2 separate regions of the Homo sapiens genome follow, and region 1 is linked to region 2. A link is a loop called in an ENCODE intact Hi-C map of the cell type or tissue named here. Cell type or tissue: PC-3. All regions are shown on one strand. Links, peaks and the distances in the headings refer to the core of each region. The heading gives the core; the rest is flanking DNA.

What was found. Hi-C counts contacts between places; a loop is a spot of excess contacts. Peaks named below come from ENCODE experiments on the same cell type or tissue, not always from the same donor. Only the 100,000 strongest peaks of a DNase experiment are listed, where the experiment ranks them.
Region 1: a loop joins it to region 2, with 2.5 times the contacts of the local background. A loop is called at or near these places in 3 of 110 quality-filtered maps.

What each region holds. Positions count from the first base shown.
Region 1 is chr3:94,224,736-94,227,656 of GRCh38, reverse strand. No RefSeq gene overlaps it. Among named protein-coding and RNA genes, the nearest start is that of NSUN3, 160 kb to the right of the region's middle. In PC-3, for the core only: no CTCF peak of the experiment used is centred there; a DNase peak (open chromatin) is centred at 1,416; H3K27ac peaks cover 1,374 bases.
Region 2 is chr3:94,157,723-94,160,643 of GRCh38, reverse strand. No RefSeq gene overlaps it. Among named protein-coding and RNA genes, the nearest start is that of NSUN3, 96 kb to the right of the region's middle. In PC-3, for the core only: no CTCF peak of the experiment used is centred there; a DNase peak (open chromatin) is centred at 1,453; H3K4me3 peaks cover 878 bases; H3K27ac peaks cover 1,258 bases.

The DNA of each region.
Region 1 (2,921 bases), core at 281-2,780, 67 kb before region 2:
TTGAGCACTTATGGAATTCAGTAAGTGCTACAAATTGCATTGTGTTTTGTTGGTGCTGTTTTCCCAAGAGCCATTTTTAAAACATTTATCAGCTGCATTAAATATATCTTCTAATTCTGATATTTTGACATCTTGGGGCCTTGCTGACACTAGAAGAGATGACTTTTTCCAGGGTTCACTAATTCCTAGGGATAGAATGACTCACCTGGGACGATGTGTTTCATATAGAAACCAATCAATCCAAAGCACATACCTCACAACTTCCCCCTTTATCTAGCTCTTACACTATGGGCTATTACCTACCTACCCCAGGGCCAGGTACCAGACAATGGGACAACCCCTATTTCCCAGAACCTAACAAAAAGTATTCAAACTAGCCAATTCTAAATCTGCTTACCCCGCCACCCCATTACCTCCCACAAAAAGCACATAACAGGCTTTTGCACACGTTTTCTCTCATTCCCTTTGTCCCCTGATTGACCCTGCTGTTTCCGCATATGGCTCTGCATGGTGTGCTGTACCTCCTGTTTCTAGGGATCTGTGAGTATAACAATTTCTTCTTTCATGACAGTTATGTCATACATGTCTTACAACACCTGATTAACACACAGCCCAGGTACATTTTTAAACACTAACACATCTTTTTTTTTTCTTAATTTTTCTAACATATCTTTTATAGCCAGTAACTCTAACTATACCTTACCCACACAAATGTATTCTTATAGTCATCAAAAGGTCTCTCTGTGGCCAGGCACAGTGGCTCACGCCTGTAATCCTAGCACTTTGGGAGGGTGAGACGGGTAGGTCACCTGAGGTTAGGAGTTTCAGACCAGCCTGGCAACATGGTGAAATCCTGTCTCTACTAAAATACAAAAATTAGCCAGGCATGATAGTGGGTGCATGTAATCTCAGCTACTCAGGAGGTTGAGATGGGAGAACTGCTTGAACCCAGAAGACGGTGGCTGCAATGAGCCAAGATGGCACCCCTGCACTCTGGCCTGAGCAGCTAAGAGAGACTCCATCTCAAAAAATAAAAAATAAAAAAGTCTCTCTGTTCCTGCTTATTTGTCCTGTTGTTTAGAAATGATGAAGGTAGAGACTACATACACTTTTGACTATGCTTGAAATACAAGAAATAAGGTAACAAAGGGTAAAATCAGCATGAACCTCCACCAGACAAACTCACTGCCAGACTGTCCCCCGAGGAAGAATTCTCTGAGTTTAATTACCCAGCACAGACTCCGAAAAAGTCTACAAGAGAGTTTCTAATTTTGTTGCTGAGGACAAAAAAATCAATTATCCATGCACCCCTGTCTACCCACCTCTGTATGTCTCATTGTATGTGTCTCTGTGACATACAGAAATGGAGGGTCATATGATTAATCTCCCAGGGACTCAGGAAGTGGTTGTCTAGGGAAGAATTATTCAAGAGTGAGTAAAGCAGCAACTGCGAAGTTTGCTGTAAGCTTTGTAAGGGTGACACAGGTTTCACACATAAGGAAATCTATCCCAACATCTAGCTGCTATGAACTAGGATTGGAAAGCCTCACTCGGAACAAAAGAACCTGCTATATCTGGCATATAGGGGAAATCTCTATCATGAAGAATCTTGAGAGTGTGTTAAACGTGAATAAACTTATCTCTTAGGATAAAAGTTTTGAAGATATTGACTCAGTTTTATTATCCAGACAAATTCAGTATTGGAAACGGGAGAAAATCCAACCTGAGGCTGATAAGCAGTTATTATCCAAGAGAAAGATGAAAGAGAGGAAAGCAGAAACATAGAAAAGAGTGTGGCCGGGTTACTGGAGGAATTCAATTCACCAGAAAAGAAAGCGAAATGCTTGTAAATGAGGGGAAGGAGGACAAATTATTGCTGTATTCTTCTTCCAGTCTCTCACAGTGCTAATAAGAAAGACAACTCACTGATCTGAAAAAAAGCTGCAGGCAGCCAAGGAGGTCAAGGAGGAAAAAAGAAGGAGGTCTCTGAATAAGCAAATCATTTGGGAAGTTTCTAGACAAGAAAGCAACCCTTTCTTGATTGGGACATGTGCTTCTATTTTGGCTCCAAGACAGGAACACTGTAATAAAAGCCTGTCACTGTAAATTAGATTAGGACATTTGTTTACCCAATAATGTGCCAGAAACAGAAAAAACTGCATAGGCTGGGTAGAGAAGCACTTACTGCATTTAACCAAGTCTGAGCATGAACTTGGGACAGTTGTCAAAGAGGCAAAACAAGACAAATGCGAGGACATCAGAAGGGTAGTTAGGCACCCGCTGAATCACACGGGAAAATGACTAAAAACATTGTGGAGACAATGACTGTCTCTCTGGTGTGAGATCACAGACCCCAAGGTAATGAATTGAGTTTGCAAAAAAAGGGACAAGAACAGGTTCAAAAATAACATTCTCAAGCCTGCAGTGCAGTCTCCCAGCTGAAAGCTCCAGTGCTTCCTGTTGTTGCCAGGCACCATGGAGAAAGATCAAGGAGCAGGGAGAGGAAAATGGATGCTATGAGTAGCTGGGTGCCTCCGGGTGTAACAAAATAAAAATGTGAACACTGCATTTAATTTGGCTTTCCTTGTCAGCAAGGCAGCTGTTCTGGATAAACTAAGTCATGACCTTGAAGTTCTATGCTTTGTACCAATGATATTGAGAGTTGATGAGATTAAAACTCAATATTCAGAGATTTCAGAGCCTCCAAAATGATCATCTCCAATATATCATGTTATTTTCTGCCTCAGTACATTTACTTACTGTTTTTTCCTCCTTACTATACCTCTCATCTGCCCCTATTCAAAACCAACCTTCAAGATTCCACTCCCACTTCTTCCTTAAAGTTGTACCAATTTTCAACCTTTGCTGATATTTCCTAACTTTTAAATTCTTTCAGTTAGTATCATAGAAATTATCATCTA
Region 2 (2,921 bases), core at 126-2,625:
AAACTACTACCCATAGGTCCACTGACTGTTTTTGTCCTGCTCATGAGCTAAGAATGTTTTTTCTACTTTTATTTATTTATTTTTTTTTGAGATGGAGTCTCACTGTCACCCAGGCTGGAGTGCAGCAGTGGCACGATCTCAGCTCACTGCAACTTCCACCTACCAGGTTCAAGTGATTCTTGTGCCTCAGCCCCCTGAGTAGCTGGGATTATAGATGTGTGCCAGCATGCTTGGCTACCTTTTGTATTTTTAGTAGAGATGGTTTTTCACCATGTTGGCGAGGCTGGTCTCGAACTCCTGACTTTAGGTGACCCACCCCCGCCTCGGCCTCCCAAAGTGCTGGGATTACAGGCATGAGCCATCACACCCGGCCTGTTTTCTACATTTTTAAGTAGTGGAAAAAGTCAGAAGACAAGGTTTTGTGACACATCAACATTACATGAAACTCAATATAAATGCCCATAAATTGCATTCTATTGCAGCATAGCCACACCCATTCAGTTACCTGTGACTATAGCTGCTTTACTGTCAGAACTGAGTAGAGGCAACAGAGACCATGCATCATGCAAAGCCTAAAATATTAACTATTTGGTACTTTACAGAAAAATGTTGCCAGCACTGTTCTGTAGGAAGAAAATTGAGTATCTGATCCACTGCTTCTCCATTCCTTTTAATGTCTGATTCTCTTACTAAATGTTCCTTCCCAGATTAACGAGAACTAAAATAACTTACTCTCTTCCCCACCTCTACTGGAGAGATTTTACTGTGTGTTCCACTTCACAAGTTGCATGTCAGGCAAATCATGCATATAATTCACACTTTAAATGAGTTAATTATTTAAGTGTTCAATCTTTTAGTCGGTCTATCAGCCTGCATTACAAGGAAGAAATGAATAAACATGAGGGCATTTCATACTCCACCCCCCATCATTCATTAGAAACGTTTCAGAGCCTCATTAGTCAGGAGCTTAAGCAGCCTTTATAGTAGGCTGATAAGATGCCAGACGTTACTTTCCAAACTACATGAGTCTCACCTAAATGGAGGGAGTGAAATTTCTATCAACTCAGTAGAAATTAACTGTGACTCAGCCTCTCATTGCCTTTCTCTAGCTCTTCAGGAAAATCTAATTCCATCTCTGTGATTTATTTAAATTGCTGGAAAAAAAACAGTTAAGCAAATAAAGCACTTGGATGCATAAAATGACGTGTCAGTTGCATGCCACGGAGTGCTTTCTATTCTATCACCAGGAAATAAAAGAATAAGGAAAAATGGGCAGTCTTTAAAAGGATTTTGCATCAGACACTGCACACTCCACCCCTCTCCTGGCTCCTAAAAGCCTGGGGTGTTGTACTTTTTTTTCTTTTTATGGCATTAAGATAGCAAACATATTCTCCTGCTTTGAATCCACTTTCCAAAACATGCTGTTGCTGTTGCACCAGCCGCACCTCTTGAATGACTCATATTGCAAGGCACACGATGTCCACAAGTCTTATCTGCCTATGGGTCTCCCTCCATTCTCACAGTGCATGTGTTGTAAGCGTGCGGTGGGCAGTGACTTTGAGAAAAGTCCCCTGGGTCCTGAAGCTTTGGGTGGCATTTATCATAATGCATTTTTATGGTGCCTCTTGTAGTTTTTCTGGTCACATCTGGTTGTTGTGTTCATTTGGGACTTACTGAAAAGAGCATTGTACTCGGAAAAAGGAAAAATCACTTGAGAAGGGTAATGAGAAAGGGTTTTGTGCTTCCATTTTTTTCATAAAATGCCAAGATCTGTCAGTTAAATAAAATGAGTGTCTTTTGAATGCTTGTAGTTTTTGCACTTACTCTTAATGTTATAAATCCCATGAGTTTGGCTGAAGTGCCCAGCGCCAGCGTGGCATCTGTTAGTGGAGGCCGAACAGGTTAATTTGTAGGCTCCCGATAGCTGCTTTGAGTTCCAAGGGTTGAGAGTGTATGCCTATTGGGGAGAAATGTTTATTTTGGCAGCAGGGGGAAAGGACAGAGAATTTGGGCCAATATGAACAGAAAAACATAGTGGAGGCTTGTGCTGCTGCTGAAATTAAAGCCTGTCCACCTCCTATGAAATGGTAGCTCTTGGCAATGAAGTACTGCCAATGGAAAATAATGAGCTCTCTCATTAAAAAGTAATAGTTTGTAAAGTAAAATTTCAAAGCATAATTAAGGACCTTGTAAAAAGTGCTGGGAAAATGGTAGCCTAAATGTCAGTTTTGGGAGTTATACGAGTTTATATATGGCTAGGAATATTTGCTGGCAAGGTTTGAAGGCTCACTAAAACTTCAAACTATTTTTTCTTTATAATTGTGTTTTCCTACTTTCTTTATCACCTATTGTTGATCACGTTCCTCTTGAATTTATGCACTAGTACATTTTAATTAAAACTTTAAGAAATACATAGATTAAGTCATGTAAAAACTATCAAAATATGCTTTTGTGAAAGCCAATCACTGCAAGCCTTAGGATGGAGTGATTTCGTTTCCAATACAAAATTTTGATCACATGGTCACTCAGTGGGATAGCGTATTTGAAATCAGGATTGCTCCAGAAAATCTAGGGTGGTTGGCTACTATAATGAGAAGTTAGATATAATATTGTAAATGCCTTTATTCTCAGATAGTACAGTAAGCCATGGTAGCTACTGTTTGTATGCCTAATATGCAAGCATCCTTTTCTCCTTTTCTGCTGACAAATACTGCCTAATCCCCTATCCTCTGCCAAAAGAATGACCAAGGTTTGGTCATGGGAGCAGACCATCCCATTTTGGCTTCTATGCTTGGTTCACTGGTAGTTAAGTGATCAACCAGGGCCCAACAGAGCACTTTCCTTGGATTGCAATATGAACACTGAAAGGAAAGGGCTAGCTCCCTTTTCTTTGGAGATGCTAAGCTAGTATCCTACAGGAT